Regions from separate parts of the Homo sapiens genome. Here region 2 is linked to region 1. Evidence: read pairs that join two places in POLR2A ChIA-PET (ENCODE). Cell type or tissue: B cell. All regions are shown on one strand. Each heading gives the region's core, and the rest is flanking DNA. Links, peaks and the distances in the headings are about the cores only.

Region 1 (8,197 bases), core at 2,170-6,169:
GAATAGATGAGGGTGTTGGAAAGAAACGTTTTTGGGCATGGTGTAAAGGCATGCTTGAGGGATTCTAAGGAGGCTGGTGTGTGGCTGGAACTAAGTGTGGGGATGAGAGGTACTAGGAGATCACATGAGACCATGTAGGCCACTGTTAGCAGTGAGTACAATGGTAAATGAGTAGAAGGATTTTGAACAGCAAGATTGCTATGATCTTACTTAACACTTATAAAAGAGTCACTCCTATGACTTTTGTAGGGTGAGTAAGCTATAGTAATATCAATAGAAATGAACATGCTTTGCATTTGCCATGTGTCAGGTATTATTATTATTATTTATTTTACTTTTTTTTGAGATAGGGTCTTACTCTGCAGCCCAGGCTGGAGTGCATTGGCATTGATCATGGCTCACTGCAGCCACGACCTCCTGGGCTTAGGTGATCCTCCCACCTCAGCGTCCCAGGTAGCTGGAACTACAGGTGTACGCCACCACACCTGGCTAATTTTTTATATTTTTAGTAGAGATGGGGTTTTGCCATGTTGCCCAGGCTGGTCTCAAACTCTGAGTTCAAACAATCTACCTGCCTCAGCCTCCCAGTGGGCTGGGATTACAGGTGTGAGCCACCATGCCCAGCCTCATCATTCTTATTAACTGGTTTAATCCTTTCAATAATCCTATTAAGTAGAATTATTAGGTAATTAGAATTAGGTTAAAAAGAGCTGAGGTGTGGGTGTTCGTTTCTCAGGTGAAACATGGCTAAAAGCTTACGGAGTAAGTGGAAAAGAAAGATGCGTGCTGAAAAGAGAAAAAAGAATGCCCCAAAGGAGGCCAGCAGGCTTAAAAGTATTCTCAAACTAGACGGTGATGTTTTAATGAAAGATGTTCAAGAGATAGCAACTGTGGTGGTACCCAAACATTGCCAAGAGAAAATGCAATGTGAGGTAAAAGATGAAAAAGATGACATGAAAAGGGAGACTGATACTAAGAGAAACAAAAAGACTCTTCTAGACCAGCATGGACAGTACCCAATATGGATGAACCAAAGGCAAAGAAAAAGGCTGACGGCAAAGCGAGAGAAAAGAAAGGGGAAAAGCAAAGCAAAAGCAGTGAAAGTGGCAAAGGGTTTGGCGTGGTAGACTCTTAAAACCTTGGAAAATGCCACATGGGATAGATGATGGATTAGAATGTATATACATGTATACTTTGATTTCAGCTGCCACCAAATGAAAACCATTTGTTTTCCTATTTTAACTTGGCCTTTTTTCTTCAATTCAAACCCAGCATAACTCCTGAAGTTTGTTTTGGGAACTTGAATAAAATATTTTCTTTGATACAAAAAAAAAAAAGAATTAGGTTAAAAAGAATTAGGTAATTCTTTTTTTATTAGGTAGAATCCTGTTAGGTAGAATTATTTTATAGATGATAAAAGTAAGGGAAGTTAAACACCTTGCTCAAGGTCATTTGTGTAACAAGAATGAGTGCCAGCATTTGCACTCAGACAGTGTAGCTCTAGAGTGTGTGCCCTTCTCAAGTACTCCAGCATGAATGCAGAGTATTCGCACTGAGCCACAGAGGCAAGCAGTCAGGAGAGTACGCATCTGAAACGGTGCTGTGGGGTGTTGAACTTGCATGGTGAGTCGCATGTGGGATCAGCTTTCTAGAAGTATTGATTATGGCAGATTGAGATGGTAAAACTCTGACTCTCAGTCACAGATACCTTGAGAAATACTATATTATTAATATACTACTACTTGCTGGTGGGGGTTTGTGGAAGCTGTTGCAGTTGACAAGGTAAGAGATGATGGTGACTTGGACGAGTATAGCAGAGGAGTAGAAAGAAGTGGTCAGGGCCAGGCGTGGTGGCTCATGCCTGTAATCACAGCACTTTGGGAGGCCAAGGTGGGTGGATCACAAGGTTAGGAGTTTGAGACCAGCCTGGCCAACATAGTGAAACAAAAAATTAGCTGGGCATGGTGGCAGGCACCTGTAATCCCAGCTACTTGGGAGGCTGAGGCAGGAGAATCACTTGAACCTGGGAGGCAGAGGTTGCAATGAGCCAAGATTGCGCCATTGCACTCCAGCCCGGGCGACAGTGTGAGACTCCATCTCAAAAAAAGAAAAAAAAAAAAAAAAGAAAGAAAAAAGTTGTCAGATTAGGACAGGCACAGTGGCTCATACCTGTAATTTCAGCACTTTGGGAGGCCGAGGTGGGTGGATCACTTGAGGTCAGGAGTTTGAGACCAGCCTGGACAACATGGTGAAGCCCTCTCTCTACTAAAAATACAAAAATTAGCTAAACACAGTGGCACGTGCCTGTAATCCCAGCTGCTTGGGAGACTGAGGCAGGAGAATCACTTAAACCCGGGAAGCGGAGGTTGAAGTGAGCCAAGATCGCACCACTGCACTCCAGCTGTGTGACAGAGCAAGACTCCATCTCAAAAAAAAAAAAGAAGAAGAAGAAGTGGTCAGATTCAGGACGTGTTTTGAGGATAAGTGGTGGATTTAATGTAGGGCTTGAGAAAATGCCATTGTGTATGACTGACTGGTGTTTGAATCCTTTATCATATCCCAGGGCCGGTCTAGGACACATAATTGTGTGTGCCTAGGCATTCTTCCCAGTTTGTTGTGGCTGCCCTGCCCAAGCCCACATCACCTATTAGCTTCACGTCCTTCTCTCCGCAGCCACCAAAACCCTCAACAGGGGCATCTCTGAGTTCATCGTGATGGCTGCAGACGCCGAGCCACTGGAGATCATTCTGCACCTGCCGCTGCTGTGTGAAGACAAGAATGTGCCCTACGTGTTTGTGCGCTCCAAGCAGGCCCTGGGGAGAGCCTGTGGGGTCTCCAGGCCTGTCATCGCCTGTTCTGTCACCATCAAAGAAGGCTCGCAGCTGAAACAGCAGATCCAATCCATTCAGCAGTCCATTGAAAGGCTCTTAGTCTAAACCTGTGGCCTCTGCCACGTGCTCCCTGCCAGCTTCCCCCCTGAGGTTGTGTATCATATTATCTGTGTTAGCATGTAGTATTTTCAGCTACTCTCTATTGTTATAAAATGTAGTACTAAATCTGGTTTCTGGATTTTTGTGTTGTTTTTGTTCTGTTTTACAGGGTTGCTATCCCCCTTCCTTTCCTCCCTCCCTCTGCCATCCTTCATCCTTTTATCCTCCCTTTTTGGAACAAGTGTTCAGAGCAGACAGAAGCAGGGTGGTGGCACCGTTGAAAGGCAGAAAGAGCCAGGAGAAAGCTGATGGAGCCAGGACAGAGATCTGGTTCCAGCTTTCAGCCACTAGCTTCCTGTTGTGTGCGGGGTGTGGTGGAATTAAACAGCATTCATTGTGTGTCCCTGTGCCTGGCACACAGAATCATTCATACGTGTTCAAGTGATCAAGGGGTTTCATTTGCTCTTGGGGGATTAGGTATCATTTGGGGAGGAAGCATGTGTTCTGTGAGGTTGTTCGGCTATGTCCAAGTGTCGTTTACTAATGTACCCCTGCTGTTTGCTTTTGGTAATGTGATGTTGATGTTCTCCCCCTACCCACAACCATGCCCTTGAGGGTAGCAGGGCAGCAGCATACCAAAGAGATGTGCTGCAGGACTCCGGAGGCAGCCTGGGTGGGTGAGCCATGGGGCAGTTGACCTGGGTCTTGAAAGAGTCGGGAGTGACAAGCTCAGAGAGCATGAACTGATGCTGGCATGAAGGATTCCAGGAAGATCATGGAGACCTGGCTGGTAGCTGTAACAGAGATGGTGGAGTCCAAGGAAACAGCCTGTCTCTGGTGAATGGGACTTTCTTTGGTGGACACTTGGCACCAGCTCTGAGAGCCCTTCCCCTGTGTCCTGCCACCATGTGGGTCAGATGTACTCTCTGTCACATGAGGAGAGTGCTAGTTCATGTGTTCTCCATTCTTGTGAGCATCCTAATAAATCTGTTCCATTTTGATGACAGAATGGCAGTGCCTGATTCTTAGTAAGTATCCGGCTAAAATTGGAATGAAGACATACTTAGCTTTACTAGAGTGGTGATAGCTGCTTAAGACTTTTTTTTTCTTCTTTGTGAAAGAGTTTCACTCTTGTTGCCTAGGCTGGAGTGCAATGGCACGATCTCGGCTCACTGCAGCCTCTGCCTCCTGGGTTCAAGTGATGCTCCTGCCTCAGCCCCCAAAGTAGCTGGGATTACAGGCGTGCGTCACCACGCCCAGCTAATTTTGTATTTTTAGTAGAGACAGGGTTTCACCATGTTGGCCAGGCTGGTCTTGAACTCCTGACCTCAGGTAATCTGCCTGTCTCAGCCTCGCAAAGCGCTGGGATTACAGGTGTGAGCCACCACGCCTGGCCACTTGCTTAGACTTTTTTTTACCAGAAGGCTATGGAAGAGCTGTCTCCTCCTACCAGGTAGTTTCTACCTTGGCAGTTCAAAATGTCGTCTTATACACACTCAACTGGAGCATTGCTATCACTGGAACTGGCTTTCTCAACCTCCGTGCTGTTGACATTTGGGGCTGGTTAATTTGTTGTGAGGACTGCCCTGTGTGTTGTATGTTTAGTAGCATCACTGGCTTCTACCCGCTAGGTGGCAATAGCAGCACCCCCCCACAACCAAAAAATGTTTCCGGACATTGTTAAATGCCCCCGGCAGTAAAATCACCCCCAATTGAGAATCACTGTTGGAGAATCAGGGTTTCTAGTAACCCTTGGCACATGCAGGATTGGTATTGGTGACTAAAGCCACTGCCCCCTCACTTGCCTCTTCTACTTATTATCTTAAGGATAAGTTCCTTGAGAGCCTAATAACTCAGCTTGAGAAATCTTCCAAGGTGCAAGTAACTGGGTACCATAGTGATCCCCTCTTTGCCAGCTTGGGCCAATATACCCCTGCTCTAGCAAGAAGCACACCTGGGGGAACCTGGCAGCCACCTTAGCCAGTCGGACCTGTTCTGTGCATCCTGGGCTGGTCATTTCTCCCAGCTTACTCCAGTGTTCTCATCACCACCCCTGAAGCAGTTTTATATTTTTGGATGGTGGAATTTTACACAGTGCTTACTTTTTCACAGTCATGCATTCAGTGTTTTTGGTCAATGACAGACCACATATATGACAGTGGTCCCCTAAGATTGTAATACTGTGTTTTTACTGTACCTTTCCTACGTTAAGATGCACAAATGCCATTGTGTTACAATTGCCTACGGTATTCAGTAACATGCAGTACAGGTTTGTAGCCTAGGTGTATGTATAGTAGGCTGTTCCATCTAGGGTTTTGTTTGTTTGTTTGAGACAGTCTCACTCTGTCGCCCAGGCTGGAGTGCAGTGGTATAATCTCAGCTCACTGCAACCTCCGCCTCCTGGGTTCAAGCGATTCTTTTGCCTCAGCCTCCTGAGTAGCTGGGATTACAGGAGCACGCCACCACACCCGGCTAATTTTTGTATTTTTAGTAGAGACAGGGTTTCCCCATGTTGGTCAGGCTGGTCTTGAACTCCTGATCTCTTGATCTGCCCACCTCGGCCTCCCAAAGTGCTGGGATTACAAGCGTGAGCCACCGCACCCAGCCGGTTTTTGTAAGTATACTCTATGGTGTTTACACAGTGACGAAATTGCCTAACAATGCATTTTTCAGAACTTACCTCTGTCATTAAATGACACATTACTTTTTTTTTTTTTTGAGACAGTCTCGCTCTGTCACCAAGGTTGGAGTGCAGTGGAGCAATCTCAGCTCACTGCAACCTCCGCCTCCTGGGTTTAAGCGATGCTCCTTCCTCAGCCTCCTGAATAGCTGGGATTACAGACACACGCCACCACGCCCAGCTAACTTTTGTGTTTTTAGTAGAGACGGGGTTTTACCATGTTGGCCAGGCTGGTCGGGAACTCCTAACCTCAAGTGATCCAACCTGCCTCAGCCTCCCAAAGTGCTGGGATTACAGGCGTGAGCCATCCCGCCCAGCCAACGTAATGACTTTTTTCTTTCTTTTTTTTTTTTCTGAGACAGAGTCTGGCTCTTGTAGCCCAGGCTGGAGTGCAATAGCGCGATCTCAGCTCACTGCAACCTCCGCTTTCCAGGTTCAAGTGATTGTCCTGCCTCAGCCTTCCAAGTAGCTGGGATGACAGGTGCCCACCACCATGCCTGGCTAATTTTTTGTATTTTAGTAGAGACGGGGTTTCACCACGTTGGCCAGGCTAGTCTCAAACTCCTGACCTCATGGCCCACACCCCGCCTCCCCCCGCCACCTTGGTCTCTCAAAGTGTTGGGATTACAGGCGTGAGCCACCGTTCCCGGCTCCAAACATCCTTTCTTTAGGGCCTTTCCTAGCTACCCCACCTCATAATTTCCTTTTCCCCCAGCTCTGTAACATTCTACTTTTTTTTTTTAACTTAAACATAACTAATGTCTGAGATTGCTTTCTTTTTTTTTTTTTTTTTTTTTTTTTTTTGAGACATAGTCTCTGTTGCCCAGGCTGGAGTGCAGTGGCATGATCTCAGCTCACTGCAACCTCCACCTCCCCGGTTCGAGCAATTTCTCTGCCTCAGCCTCCCAAGTAGGTAGGATTACAGAAGTGTGCCACCACGCCCAGCTAATTTTTGTATTTTTTAGTAGAGATGGGGTTTCACCACGTTGGCCAGACTGGTCTCAAACTTCTGACCTCAAGTGATCCGCCTGCTTTTGCCTCCCACAGTGCTGGGATTACAGGCGTGAGCCACTGGGCCCAGCCTGAGATTGCCTTCTGATTTTTGTTTCTAAACATTTTATTTTTGAGAGAGAATCCGTTGCTTTCATCAGGTCTCAAAGGTTCCCCTGACCCCAAACACAACTGGTTAGGAATTTCAGATTTTCAGTGTTTCCTGAAACTCTTTCCCAAGAGAACCTGCAATTAAATAGTTTTACATTTACAGTATTGACCTAAAGAGATTATTTATTTGTTGTATTTGAACGTTTTCATTATCTTTGATCTCAAACTGATGGATGGAAAGGCAGCTTGTTCTTGGAAATGAGTGTCCCCCATTCCCCTGGCATCAGGTTACTTTTTTTTTTTTTTTTTTTTTTTGAGACAGTCTTACTCTGTCACCCAGGCTGGAGTGCATTGGTGCAGACTCGGCTCACTGCAACCTCTGCCTCCCGGGTTCAAGAGATTCTCCTGCCTCAGCCTCCCGAGTAGCTAGGATTACAGGTGCATACCACCATGCCCGGCTAATTTTTGCATTTTTAGTACAGATGAGATTTCACCATGTTGTCAAGGCTGGTCTCAAACTCCTGGCCTCAGGTGATCTGCCCGCCTTGGTCCCCCAGAGTGCTGGGATTACAGGCATGAGCCACCATGTCTAGCCCAGGTTACATTTGGAAAAATCAAGTATGGCCTCTGGCTTGAGCTGATGTATCTACTTGGGGGTAGGGTCATGGGGATGGAAGATAACTATACTCTTGTGAAGGAAGGAAATAATTTAAAGTAGCAAGTCAATATTCACAATGACCTGTGGCAGCCAGCCTCCAAGATGGCTCCAGTGCTCCTCACCTGCGATTCACGCCCTCGTATAGTCTACCACACCAACTCAGAGTCTGGCAGAATCGATGTGACATTGCAGTTTCTGCCTTCATTTCTTCAGATAACTGGCTATAAGGGAAGTCAGCTGCCATGGACTTAAGGACATGGAGGTCCTAAGGCCTCTAGCCAACAGCTGGCATCACCTTTGCCAGCCATGGGAATGAGCCTCTGTTTCATTTGTACCTGTGGAATTTTTTTTTTTTTTTTTTTTGAGACGGAGTCTCGCTCTGTCACCCAGGCTGGAGTGCAGTGGCGCAATCTTGGCTCACTGCAAGCCCCGCCTCCCAGGTTCACGCCATTCTCCTGCCTCAGCCTCCCAAGTAGCTGGGACTACAGGCACCTGCCACCACGCCCGGCTAATTTTTTGTATTTTTTTTGTAGAGACGGGGTTTCACCATGTTAGCCAGAATGGTCTCGAACTCCTGACCTCGTGATCCGCCCGCCTCAGCCTCCCAAAGTGCTGAGATTACAGGCGTGAGCCATCGCGCCCGGCCTCCTGTGGGATTTTAATTAACAGATTGAGTGATGACACTAAGTCAATGCCATTGAAAGAATGTACGTTTCCTACGAGAAGGGGCATTCCACACAGCACAGGGCCATGGGAGAAACATCGCGCTTTGTTTACGAGTCAGAATTAGAGCAAGGGGAATCATAGGCCACATCCTTTATCAGAGTT
Region 2 (6,666 bases), core at 203-4,202, 540 kb before region 1:
TTCCTGGAGTTTGGAGAAAGTGGCTATATGTTGAGGTTGCCCGATGGAGCTGCAGCCATTGGTGGAGGGTCTCAGCCAGCCTCAGTAACCTCGGGGTGGGAGCCAGGAGAGTAAGTTCCTCTCACTTTCCTCCTCTCCTGCCTCTTACCAGCCAAACTGGGTCAGAAGGCAAGGGTGGTGGGGCCTGTCAGTTGTCCTTCCATTGTCCGTTCTAGGGCATAGAGTAGGGTGGAGATGGGTGAGGAGAGGCTGTGGGGGCAAACAGGGAATATCCCTTACACAGGCTATAACTAGATGCATCATTGTCAATGTCTTGAGGATTTAAAGGCAAAGAAGGAGAATAAGCAGAAAATCATGACAGAGGATGAAAAAATTAGCTGGGGCCAGGCACAATGGCTGAATTCTAGCACTTTGGGAGGTTGAAACAGCAGGATGGCTTGAGCCCAGGAGTTTGAGACCAGCCTGGACAGCACAGTGAGACTCTGTCTCTATTTTTAAGAAATTATAAAAATTAGCCATAGTCCCAATTATTTTTTAAAAATTAGCCAGGGGTCCCATGCCTGTGGTCCCAGCTACTTGGGAGGCTGAGGCAGGAGGATTGCCTGAGCTGGGAGTTGAGGCCGCAGTGAGCCTGTGGTCATGCCACTGCACTCCAGCCTGGGCAACAGAGTGAGACTCTCTTTCCAAAAAAGAGAATGGATTGGGAAGTGGGATGTTGTTGGACATATGGAGGAAGAAGGACAGAGAAAGCCAATGTTGGTTTTCTATAAGAGGGCAAGGTCATCAGCCCTCTAATAGGATGGGGAGAACAAGTCTGCAGCTGGTTATGAGTGAGTTTGTGAGGTCGGCACATGGACTCTGGAATGTTTAGGCACAGAGTTCTGGACCTCACTAATACACCTCCACAGCCCTTCTGAAACTGTTCAGAAAGTTAGGAATATAGGAGAAAAACAGGAAAGGGAGAGTCATTATGGATGGGAAGTACATCGGTAGGCCTCTTTTTTATTTATTTATTGAGACGGAATCTCGCTTTGTTGCCCAGGCTGGAGGGCAGTGGCGCGATCTCTGCTCACTGCAACCTCTGCCTCCGAGGCTCAGGCGATCCTCCTGCCTCAGCCCCCCGAGGTGCTGGGACTACAGGCACGCATCACCATGCCTGGCTAATTTTTGTATTTTTTATAAAGATAGGGTTTCGCCATGTTGCCCAGGCTGGTCTCGAACTCCTGAGCCCAAGTGATCTGCCCGCCTTGACCTCCCAAAGTTCAGGGATTACAGGGGTGAGCCACTGTGCCCAGCCTCTTTTTTAGAGTGTGTATGCAAGTTCCTTAGGTGACTTATTCCTTTGAGGTATCAGATTTTCCTTACTATTTGTATTCATTTAAACAAAGGAATTCAGGCACTTATTATTACTAATCACAGTGCTTTAAAACTGACTACACTGATGCTTTTTTTAAGATGATGGGATAAAATTGGAATTATCTCTATTAGCTTTTTTTTTTTTTTTTTTTTTTTTTTGAGACAGGGTTACTGTCACCCAGGGTGGAGCACATTGGCACATTCATAGCTCGTTGCAGCCTCGAACTCCTGAGTTCAAGCAATCGTCCTACCTCAGCCTCTTGAGCAGCTGGGACTGTAGGCACACCTCATGACACTGTGCATTTAAAATTTTTTTTAACCCAGGCTGGTCTTGAACTCCTGACCTCAAGCGATCCTCACACCTCAGCCTCCCAAAACACTGGGATTACAGGTGTGAGCCACCACACCCAGCCTATTACTTATTTTATAGCTCCAGGTTTACATTTTCTGTCGTTGGTATATGCTAGTTGGTTTTCTTAATTGGTTTACTTGGCATTCCTAAAAAAGATAAACCTGGGCAACCACCTTCTCCTACTCAGGTGCTTCATGTATACTAAGAATATTTAGCATGACTGGAACCCTGCAGGAGGTATTTGGCCTTGGATTTTTTTTTTTTCTTTTTCATAAAGTAGAACCATAACAATAGGGAAAGGGGTATCATACAGGACAGGGAATCTGCAGGGGAAGGCTGAGAACAGACCTAAGAAGGAGTCCTTCCTGTATCTGTTTTCCCTGTCTGGAGATAGGGCAGCCTCAGGCCTGATACCCTGATGTTTAAAGTGGCCTTTAGCTCTTGGTGGCTCCTATTTAGGAAGAATATGGAGCAAGTGGCAACATTGTTTATACACTCAGATCTTCAGAAGCCTGATTTTATTTCCAGAAGGATTAATTAAACAACATGTAACATAGCTTTTTATAGAGAATATCTCTTGAGAAGGCTTTTCATTAGTTTAAACTGCTAGCTTTAATGTTTTTGTTCAATTTAGCCCCCATTCAGCCTTGTTTTATCTAGAGAAGGCCACTGGCACTGAGGAGTAGAGCAGGAGCACATCACAAGGGGAAAAAATTAATACTCATGTAGACAGAATTGCTCTTGATAGTTCTAAGAATGATGGGGAGCGGGTGAAGAGCCAGCTGGAACAGTATGGAGGTCCTTATAAGAGGGTGGCAGTGAAGGGACAGATTTATTGTGGGTGGCTACCCACTTTCAAGGCCAAACTGACAGGACAACTGGTATTTTTTACTGACCATGTGGAAGACCCTCTGGGCAATGTAATGTTAAAAACATGTCCTGCCCCCAGCCCTGCTGCCTAGGAGCTTTGTGAACTCTGCTTCTGTTTCCTCATCTGTAAAAGGAGCGTGCTAGTGTTGTGAGGATTAAATGAGTTAGTGTATGTGAAGTGCTGGAACAGTGTCAAGCAGCATCATCACCATTTGAATAGCTATTACCTACTGCCCTGCAGATTCACTGGAACAAAGCAACAGAGGCATTTTGAATAGGATGAGAAGTTTCCTTTAGATTCTGACATTATTTGCACATGAATGTTTAGCGATTGTTTTGGGTCACATGACTATATAATCAAGCTTAAGGAAGTAGACCCTTGTCTAGCTGTTTTAGACTTACGATATTTCAAGATATGGGTCAAGCTTTTAGAATTTGGGGTTACTGGCCATCTTCTGCTCTAATCAATATTTACTTTCTGAAGTCTTTCCTCAGTTCTCATGTGGACTCAAGCTGGGTCTTTCCCTTAGAACCGGACTCATGGGATTTTACAGGCAAGGTCTTCAGCATCCTCCAGCTCTGCTTTTAGGTTGATCATATTCTATTTTCACTTTCTATAATTCTCTCATGTCACTCCCACAGCACCATCTCTGAATATGTGAGTTCTAGCCTAGTTCTCTAAGGCCTAGTTCTTACACCATTTAATCATTCACACAGACTCCGGTGTGATGACGTGAGGATTACAGCAAGGAACAGTCAGTTTCTGCCCTTTAAGGAGTTTACATTTTAGTCAGAGGAGAGACAGACAGTAAACAAGTAGCATATATGTGTCTGTTTGGAGTAAGTATGGGGCCAGGCAGGGGATAAAACAGGGGAGGGAGTTACAGCCAGGGAAAAGGTGTGGAGCTGGCTGTTTTTACTAGAATGACCAGGGAATGAGTGACACTTGCCCAAAGACTGGAAGGAGAGCAAGCTATCTGGCTCTGGGAGAAGAACGTGCAGGTGAGAACAGAGTTCCTATGTAGATATGTGGTAGGCCTGTTCCAGGAACAAGGCAACTGTGGGGCTAGAGCAGAGAGTGATAGGGGAGGAGCTCAGAGAGGTCAAGGGGGTGGGAGCAGGGGCCTTTGAGACCAGTTTCCCAAAGAATGAGGTGGGAGCCACTCCAGGGATTGGAGAGGATAAATCTGACTTACCTTTAAAAAGGTTGTTGACTTTCCTGCAGGCAACTCCATTTTCAGCTCCCCTTCAGGGGAACTAGGAAACTAGCTTCATAAACCATTGTAACTAAACTAAACTGTCTATTACACCTCACTTTACCCTATATGTATTTTGGAACTTGTTTTTTTAAGTAATTGGTTCTAAAGTCACTTGGAGCAATTTGGCCTTGTCCCTTTCATCTCTGACTCTGAGGAGACAGGCCCAGGTGAAAGGGGAAAAAATCAGCTTGATTGATTAAGAGGGATTATAATAGGTAATACAAAGTGGTGGCTCAGTCAGATAACTTTGAAAGAGTCTGGGTCCTAGGCTTGATGAATTCCTATTTTCCTCTCTGTTTTTTGCTGTCCTCCAAGATGATTGCTTCTAATTCTTTCATAGTAATGGCCAGTAATAACTGTGAATTTAAAAAACTGGCAAATACAAATACCACATGGCGGGTAAAGGTGCTGGAACTTCTTGGAAACCTCCCAAAATAATCTGGAAGAATAGTCACTGCTATTCACTGGCTTAAGTCTAGCCCTTTGTACCTGGGAATTGAAGGAGAGTGGTGGAGAGAGGGGTGCTGTAGACACAGTCATATGCCAAGAAGAGGTTGACTCCAAAGTTTGTGTGGAACCCATATGGGCTGAGTGTCCTGGAGTCACCAGTCATCACAGGTAGTTGGCAATTATAGTAAAGCTGCAAAAATTTGCACTTGGACATAAGGAATTGGCTGCAGTTCTCTGGCCAGGTCTGTTTCTCAGTGTTGGGGAGTGGCGATCAGCAGCCAGTGTTAAAACCCGCAGTTCAGTGATCACCCTAATACATGAAAGCAGAGAAATGAAAGTAGTGGCTTATGCCTGTAGTCCCAAAACTTTGAGAGGCCGAGGCAGGAGGATCATTTGAAGCCAGGTGTTTGATGCTGCAGTGAACTACGACTGTGCCCCTGCACACTCCAGCCTGGGCAAGAGTGAGACCTTGTCTCAAAAAAAAAAAAAAAAAAAAAAAAAAAAGGATTTGGTTTTTCTTACCCCACACCCCCTCCCCCGCATAACTGGGAGGCTTATTGAAAAATTGCTGTTTTTCATTGACAGTAATAACACAGCCCCATATTTTAATCTGGTTGAGTTTGGGGGCTCATTTGTCTAATAAGGCATTATTAGATATATGAGACATACATGTTTTTGCTGTATTGGGTTTGTATGCACTCAGAGTGCTGCTTTTCATTCTACTACAGATTCTTGCCTCACTCTTTAGGCCATTTCTCTGCATATGTGCATTTTCAGAAGTGGATAGGATAAAATATAAAAGATGAAATTCAAGGTCAGGCGTGGTGGCTCATGCCTGTAATTCCAGCACTTTGGGAGGCCGAGGTGGGCGGATCACGAGGTCAGGAGTTCGAGACCAGCCTGGCCAGCACAGTGAAACCCTGTCTCTACTAAAAATACAAAAAATTAGCCGAGCCTGGTGGCCATGCGCCTGTAGTCCCAGCTACTCGGGAGGCTGAGGCAAGAGAATTGCTTGAACCCTGCAGGCAGAAGTTGCATTGAGCTGAGATCGTGCAATTGCACTCCAGCCTGGGTGACAGAGTGAGACTCTTGTCTCAAAAAACCAAAAAAAAAAAATAGAAATTCAAACCAGTCAGCTTCATCTGGGCCTCTGATTCATCTTTATTCCCTCCATCATCTAGACTTGATTTTATTTGTACCAAGGAGATGCGTGTCTAATGTTTTTCTTTCTTCTATTTCTAGGAGGGCTGTTGGCCTGCTGCTGTGCTGCTGAACAGTATGCAGTCCTTTCGGGAGCAAAGCAGTTACCACGGAAACCAGCAAAGCTACCCACAGGAGGTACACGGCTCATCCCGGCTAGAAGAGTTCAGCCCTCGTCAGGCCCAGATGTTCCAGAATTTTGGAGGTACAGGTGGCAGTAGTGGCAGCAGTGGCAGTGGCAGTGGTGGTGGACGACGAGGAGCAGCAGCTGCTGCGGCAGCGATGGCTAGCGAGACCTCTGGCCATCAAGGTTACCAGGGTTTCAGGAAAGAGGCTGGAGATTTTTACTACATGGCAGGCAACAAAGACCCCGTGACTACAGGAACCCCACAGCCTCCTCAGCGAAGGCCTTCTGGGCCTGTGCAGAGCTATGGACCCCCCCAGGGGAGCAGCTTTGGCAATCAGTATGGGAGTGAGGGTCATGTGGGCCAGTTTCAAGCACAGCACTCTGGCCTTGGCGGTGTGTCACATTATCAGCAGGATTACACTGGGCCTTTCTCTCCAGGGAGTGCTCAGTACCAACAGCAGGCTTCCAGCCAGCAGCAGCAGCAGCAAGTCCAGCAGTTGAGACAACAGCTTTACCAGTCCCATCAGCCCCTGCCACAGGCCACTGGCCAACCAGCATCCAGCTCATCCCATCTACAGCCAATGCAGCGGCCCTCAACTCTGCCATCCTCTGCTGCTGGTTACCAGTTAAGAGTGGGTCAGTTTGGCCAACACTATCAGTCTTCTGCTTCCTCCTCCTCCTCCTCCTCCTTCCCTTCACCACAGCGTTTTAGCCAGTCTGGACAGAGCTATGATGGCAGTTACAATGTGAATGCTGGATCTCAGTATGAAGGACACAATGTGGGTTCTAATGCACAGGCTTATGGAACACAATCCAATTACAGCTATCAGCCTCAATCTATGAAGAATTTTGAACAGGCAAAGATTCCACAAGGGACCCAACAGGGGCAGCAGCAGCAGCAACCGCAGCAACAACAACACCCTTCTCAGCATGTGATGCAGTATACTAACGCTGCCACCAAGCTGCCCCTGCAAAGCCAAGTGGGGCAGTACAACCAGCCTGAGGTTCCTGTGAGGTCCCCCATGCAGTTTCACCAGAACTTCAGCCCCATT

Evidence for each region. ChIA-PET counts read pairs that join two places held together with the same protein. Peaks named below come from ENCODE experiments on the same cell type or tissue, not always from the same donor. Only the 100,000 strongest peaks of a DNase experiment are listed, where the experiment ranks them.
Region 2: POLR2A ChIA-PET joins it to region 1 with 5 read pairs; 2 of 35 experiments call an interaction of 5 or more read pairs at or near these places.

What each region holds. Positions count from the first base shown.
Region 1 is chr22:41,669,672-41,677,868 of GRCh38, reverse strand. SNU13 (small nuclear ribonucleoprotein 13) reads left to right here. Exons shown (of 3, transcript NM_001003796.2): 3 at 2,674-3,936. The coding sequence ends at 2,936. LOC107985567 (protein LLP homolog) reads left to right here and starts at 709. Exons shown (of 1, transcript XM_047441692.1): 1 at 709-2,667. The coding sequence starts at 744. The coding sequence ends at 1,127. In B cell, for the core only: a CTCF peak has its summit at 4,495; a DNase peak (open chromatin) is centred at 4,565; H3K27ac peaks cover 414 bases.
Region 2 is chr22:42,214,205-42,220,870 of GRCh38, reverse strand. It overlaps TCF20 (transcription factor 20), which reads left to right. Exons shown (of 6, transcript NM_001378418.1): 2 at 5,530-6,666. The coding sequence starts at 5,566. Among named protein-coding and RNA genes, the nearest start is that of TCF20, 53 kb to the left of the region's middle. RefSeq lists enhancers at 2,530-3,118, 5,389-5,888. In B cell, for the core only: no CTCF peak of the experiment used is centred there; no DNase peak of the experiment used is centred there.